Linked DNA regions of Homo sapiens: region 1 is linked to region 2. Evidence: read pairs that join two places in POLR2A ChIA-PET (ENCODE). Cell type or tissue: GM12878. All regions are shown on one strand. Each heading gives the region's core, and the rest is flanking DNA. Links, peaks and the distances in the headings are about the cores only.

Region 1 (2,921 bases), core at 310-2,809, 61 kb before region 2:
GGAGATTGGGGTAAGATAACTAGAGTAACTTGCTGACTGTGCCCCACACATCCTTTCCTTCTGGTAGTCAAAACAGTGAGAAATGTGAAGGAGGGGCTTAGGCAAAAGCCAGCCTTGACGGCCTGGGGCATCTTATTGGCATTTGAATTGGTGAGAGAGCTAACAGTTTCCACTCCTCCTCATGTTATTTTGGAAGCAAGACCTACCAAACAGGCCAGGCACAGTGGCTCACTCCTGTAAACCTAGCACTTTGGGAGGCCAAGGCGGGCGGATCGCAAGGTCAGGAGATCGAGACCAACCTGACCAACATGGTTTCTACTAAAAATACAAAAATTAGCCAGGTTTGGTGGCACGTGCCTGTAATCCCAAGCTGCTCAGGAGGCTGAGGCAGGAGAATCGCTTGAACCTGGGAGGCGGAAGCTGCAGTGAGCCGAGATTGTGCCACTGCACTCTAGCCTAGATGACAAAGCAAGACTCTGTCTCAAAAATAAAAAAATAAAAAAACAAAAGACCTACCAAACAGAACCACAGCCACTAAAAGAAGATCAGAGTTAACAGTTGGACAGAGAGGGGTTATTTCTGCATGTTGGAGATGCTTGTGTTCACAGAGTAGCTGTGTTTATCATTAATAATAATAATAATAAAAAGTTATGCCTCTCATCAGTAAGCATAGCCTTTAAAAGCTAGGCATATTCAGGGAAACAAATTCATCCACTTCTGACATCGGTTGCAGGGTCTTACCTCTGGCAACAGATTAATGCATTAGCAAGGAACCCAAATGAAAAGTGCTTATGTAGACAGCACAATGGCTGTGATTTAGTAATGTTCGTACAGCAATTTATATTTACTGAGTGCTACAATGGTTTCTATTATTTATTCTTCAAGAGAAATCCATGAGGTACTGTCTTCATTTTTTTAGGTGAGGAAAATAAGGCATAGGGAAATTAATATGGAATCACAGAGATCAAGTCAGGTTGTGCCTGTACACACAAAAATAACCTTTTAGAAAGGAAAAATGAGCTTAAGTTACGAGATCAAGTCAGGTTGTGCCTGTACACACAAAAATAACCTTTTAGAAAGGAAAAATGAGCTTAAGTTACTTGCTTGACATTAAATATTACATTGGTGCAAAAGTAATTGTGGTTTTTAATTGTGGTGAAAACCGCAAATACTCTTGTACCAACCTAATAGAGCAGTGGACACTGACATATTTTCTTAGCAGTAAAAACAACCCCCCCCCAAAAAAGTCACATACAATTCCAATTTACAAACAAGATAACAATTACACAGCATTAGTAAACCAAATATAAATTTCTAACGTTTACTAATTATTAGGGCAATCAATGCTTTAGGAACATAAACTTTGAAATCAGAGGGCATGTATAATAGTTCCAAGCTTCTATCACTCTCAGCTTCTGTGAATTTCAGAACTTCTGAACTCCAGAGTCTGCAGGCTTTAGGAAGAAAGTGTTTGCCTAAACATAACAGGTCAAAAGTATAAATTCAGTAAAACTACTTTGTTTGCATAAACCTAATGACATAGTGTGTATGCTGGGAATGTACTTGAACCTTTGAATTCAGTTGTTTAATTAGTGAGCTATTGTGGTGGGGGTGGAGTGAGTGGGGAAACCCACAGAGGAGGAGCCTCCGCTGAGTGATTTAAAGCGTGCAGGAAAGAAGGCCTGTGGCCTGTGTATGCATAGGGGGAGCTCCTCCCTAATCCTCATTATAGATTTGTGTTCTCTAAAGCCGGAAACGACAAACTAAAATTAAGTAAAGAGATGCTAACGGTTATATTAATTTTTAAAGAAGAAACAACAGCCTGCAGCTGATGATGTGTTGGCTGGAATGGCCTGAGCCGCTGGGAAAGAATTTAATGGAACTAGAGCTTTTAAAAGTCATATGAGTTCAAAAGGGGAAACAGGAAAAATAAATAAAGAGAAGTAGGCAGAAAGAACAGGTGAGATTCAGCTGAGTGAAGTTGATGGCATAACATATGCTGAGGCCACACATTTCCAACAACAGTCCATCAGCCATGAGCTGAGTTATGGCTCCCAGAGTCATGGAAAGCAGTTCTGAACAGAAGCTAAATGTTGGTGAACTCAAATTCCAAAAAGAATAAAGTCATGCTTCTCCAGAGACCAAAGAGAAGATAAAGAAAATGGCCTGGCCTTATACTTGAGGGAGAAAGCAAAATGATTTACAAAGAACAGAACTAGTGATTGGAACCAATGAGTAGGACTGGATGAGCAGAGAATAGGATCTAAAACTGGCAGTCTTGGAAGGAGCCTAAGAGAGCATCGAATCCAAGAAGTTTGGGGATGATAAATGTGAGGCACATGTATCACCTGTTATCTATGTCCACAGTCCACTCAATACTGCAACCTGGTCCAAGATGAATCCTGTGGCATTGGGTTTATCTGTTAACAGTTTATAAGAAGACCACATTCTAGATCAACTGGAGCAAAATACTTCAACTTTTTACACCAGGGAACCAGGGATGATGTATGTGCTCTAAGGAACTGGAATGGAGGAATATACTTTATGTAAAGAAGGAAGACCAGAAATCCCAATATTAGATTGGAAAAAAAATCCTCTTCGTCTTCTGCCGGGCCCGCCCAGCAGACCCTGGCCAAATGACAGATGAAAAAACGTACACAGACACAGGTGTTTTGCCTGGCCGCGCGGCTAGGGGACCGAGCCACTCACAGACATCAAGGAGGATGCCGTAAAGAGTCACAGAGGCCGCAGCCTTGACAAGCGGCCGCTACAGTCATTTATTCAGTACAGATATAAAGACAAAGGCCTTGAGGCAACACACTTGTAGGTAATTAATATGGTTGCGCCCCGCCCCCCGCCCCGCCCCCAGGTTCAGAGGCCTAAGTAAACTAACTTACCTTGATCAATTCTCTTACACTTCC
Region 2 (2,921 bases), core at 167-2,666:
TCCCTTTATATTACATATTACCAATTTACATACTTGTAAAAACATAAAAATTTAGGAGGCAATAATTTATTTACTCAAAATTATAACAGGACTTAAATTACCAATTATTTTGGTTAATATCGGAATAATTTTATGGACAAAAAATCATTTACTTAGAAACCGTGCTAAGAACATAAATTTAACATCATCTAAACTCTTTGCTTATTTCTAGGAGTAACTCTTTCATAAGTACATAGTTAGATAGGTTCCTTAGTTTGAATGGTGATGTCTTTAATAACTTCGGTGTTGGCCGGGCGTGGTGGCTCACACCTGTAATCTCAGCACTTTGGGAGGCCAAGGCCGGCGGATCACAAGGTCAGGAGATCGAGACCACCCTGGCCAACACGGTGAAACCCCGTCTCTACTAAAAAAAAAATACAAAAAATTAGCAGGGCGTGGTGGCAGGCGCCTGTAGCCCCAGCTACTCGGGAGGCTGAGGCAGGAGAATGGCGTGAATCCAGGAGTGGGAGCTTGCAGTGAGCCGAGATCACGCCACTGCACTCAGTGTGACAGAGTGAGACTCTGTCTCAAAAATAATAATAATAATAATAACTTCAGTGTTTTTTTCTCTATTTACTCAGTTTTCCAGAGGGAAGGCTAAGCTTGTTCCATATTAGGAGGTTAAAAAAATGCGTACTTCAGTGACCAAGAGTGTTTATACCTGACTATTTTAGGCTCAAGCTCTAGGGTGGGGGTATAGTTGATTCACAGATTTTTTGGATTTTGATTCTGAAATTTCATATCCTGGGGTGAGTTATTTGCAAGAATTTGTAGTGATGAGCTTTTGTCTCCCTGTGCTAGTGAGTTGTTTTGCTGCTGTGTGGTGGAGGCCAGGACTTTTCAGGGTGATGCCTCCACTAGCTACTTTGCAGGGCATCATAGCCAACTGAGAGTCAAAGGTAGATGTAACCACATGTGAACTTCAGACTTTCCATTTGACTTGCATCTCCAGCCCTCTAGAATTATTCACTGCAGGGATCAGCTCCATTGTTCATGCTTTCTATCTCTTCCATGTCCAGAACGGCCTGAGTGCCACGAGGTTCCAGTTACTGCACTATTATATGTTCGTGTCAGCCACTTTCACTTGGGCTCTCACCATGATTATGAACTCCTTAGAGATACTCAAATACATTTCTCATGAGGGTAGCTCCAAATCATTTTCATAATCTGCCATACTTTCCAGCTAAATAACCTTACTATCTACTTCTTTAAGGAAAAATATTAGGGTCTGTACCATTATCTTTCATATAGTTACTTTTATATACTTTGGAAATAATTTAATGTAAAATCAATACTGCATATTGTGGGACAATGGAATTACCTGGGTTTTGGAGTCAAACACATGTGAGTTCAATTCTTAGATTAGCTACTGAAAAGGTGGGAGGGTTTAGAAAAATTATTAAAGCTCTGTGAACTCCAGATCTTTTTTTACCTAAGTGTGTATTATAATAATAGACACTTTGCAAAGTTATCATAAAATATAAATTAATAAATGAGATAATATTGATGGGATAAAAGTATTTTGCATAATTTTTGGCACACAATAAATTATCACAGTATGCATTAATCGTTTTAACTTACTGAGTGATATAAAAGGATATTTTGAAAGTAGTTGTTATTAACACAAACATAGATTTCACTTTCTAAACTACATTAAGTGGTCAAAATAAAATGTTTACTCAATAAAGTATTCATCAGCATGTTTTTAAACCTATAGGAATTCTGCTGCAATCATATTCCAGTAACTGGGTAGGTCTGGTTCAGGTATTGTACTAAAAGGAGTCATGAACTAGGTTGTAAATGATTTTGTCAAGGTGTCAGTCATGTCATACATGAAAGTATGCTGTTGTAAGTCTGTGAGAGTCAACATGTGTGAAAAATAACAATGAAGGGCCAAGGAACCACCACGACACCTTACAGAGGTGTATTATTGGACAGCCCTGTGATAGCTGTGATAGCTGAAGTTTGCCCAGGCTGTGATCCACTAGTTTTTAGCAGGGTAATCTTTCTGTGCAAAAATGCCACACAATTCACCAGGCCTCCAGGGAGCTGGGAAATCACAAATAGACAGAGACTTGAAGAGTGGGTGGATTTTTTTTTTTTTCTTTAAAGCAGCAGCTGTTAGTTTAAAAGATAGTCTTTAGTCTTGAAAAAAAAAAAAAAGAAATACAAGGTATTTACTGATTTCTATAGCAAGTTCTATATTTTTTCTTTTCCCTTACTTCTTCTAATTCCAATGTTATGTTTTTTAAAGTAATAGTGATAATTTTATCAGTGTCTCTAATTTATAATGTCTCTAGTAAGAGTAGCTGTTATATCAATATACTATAAACATACCCTTTCTTACTTGTCACTCCCTCCTCTCCTTCTGCTTCTTACCTTCCTTTCTTGTCTCTCTCTTCCTGTTCTTCCTTTATTATGTATATTTAACTCATGTTATTCTCACAATTTTTTTTTTTTTTTTGAGATGGGATCTGGCTCTGTCACCCAGACCGGAGTACAGTGGCATAATCATTGCAGCCTCAACTTCCTGGGCTCAAGTAATCCTCCTTCTTCGGCCTTCTGAGTAGCTGGGACTACAGGCATGTGCCACCAAACCTGGATAATTTTTTAAATTTTTTTTTGTAGAGACAGGGTCTATGTGGCCCAGGCTGTTCTCAAAGTCCCAGGCTCAAGCGATCCTCCTGCCTCAGCTGGGATTACAGGTGTGAGCAACTGTGCCTGACCACAAGTTGCCTCTTAAATGAATAAGTGGTTATTAGAGCAGTCATCATTCTTCTGACAGAAAACCTTCCTGACAAGGGTTTCATATGTGAATATAATGAAAGCAAAATTTAACTTTTAACCAAAAATGTTGCAGTATATTCATTTGAAAAGGATGA

What was found. ChIA-PET counts read pairs that join two places held together with the same protein. Peaks named below come from ENCODE experiments on the same cell type or tissue, not always from the same donor. Only the 100,000 strongest peaks of a DNase experiment are listed, where the experiment ranks them.
Region 1: POLR2A ChIA-PET joins it to region 2 with 21 read pairs; 2 of 35 experiments call an interaction of 5 or more read pairs at or near these places.

What each region holds. Positions count from the first base shown.
Region 1 is chr7:126,656,185-126,659,105 of GRCh38, forward strand. All of the region lies in intron 7 of GRM8 (glutamate metabotropic receptor 8), which reads right to left. Among named protein-coding and RNA genes, the nearest start is that of MIR592, 400 kb to the right of the region's middle. RefSeq lists enhancers at 1,418-1,487, 1,798-1,847, 2,028-2,077. In GM12878, for the core only: no CTCF peak of the experiment used is centred there; a DNase peak (open chromatin) is centred at 1,657; H3K27ac peaks cover 2,081 bases.
Region 2 is chr7:126,717,664-126,720,584 of GRCh38, forward strand. The region is part of intron 7 of GRM8 (glutamate metabotropic receptor 8); the gene reads right to left. Among named protein-coding and RNA genes, the nearest start is that of MIR592, 340 kb to the right of the region's middle. RefSeq lists an enhancer at 2,623-2,672. In GM12878, for the core only: no CTCF peak of the experiment used is centred there; no DNase peak of the experiment used is centred there; H3K27ac peaks cover 713 bases.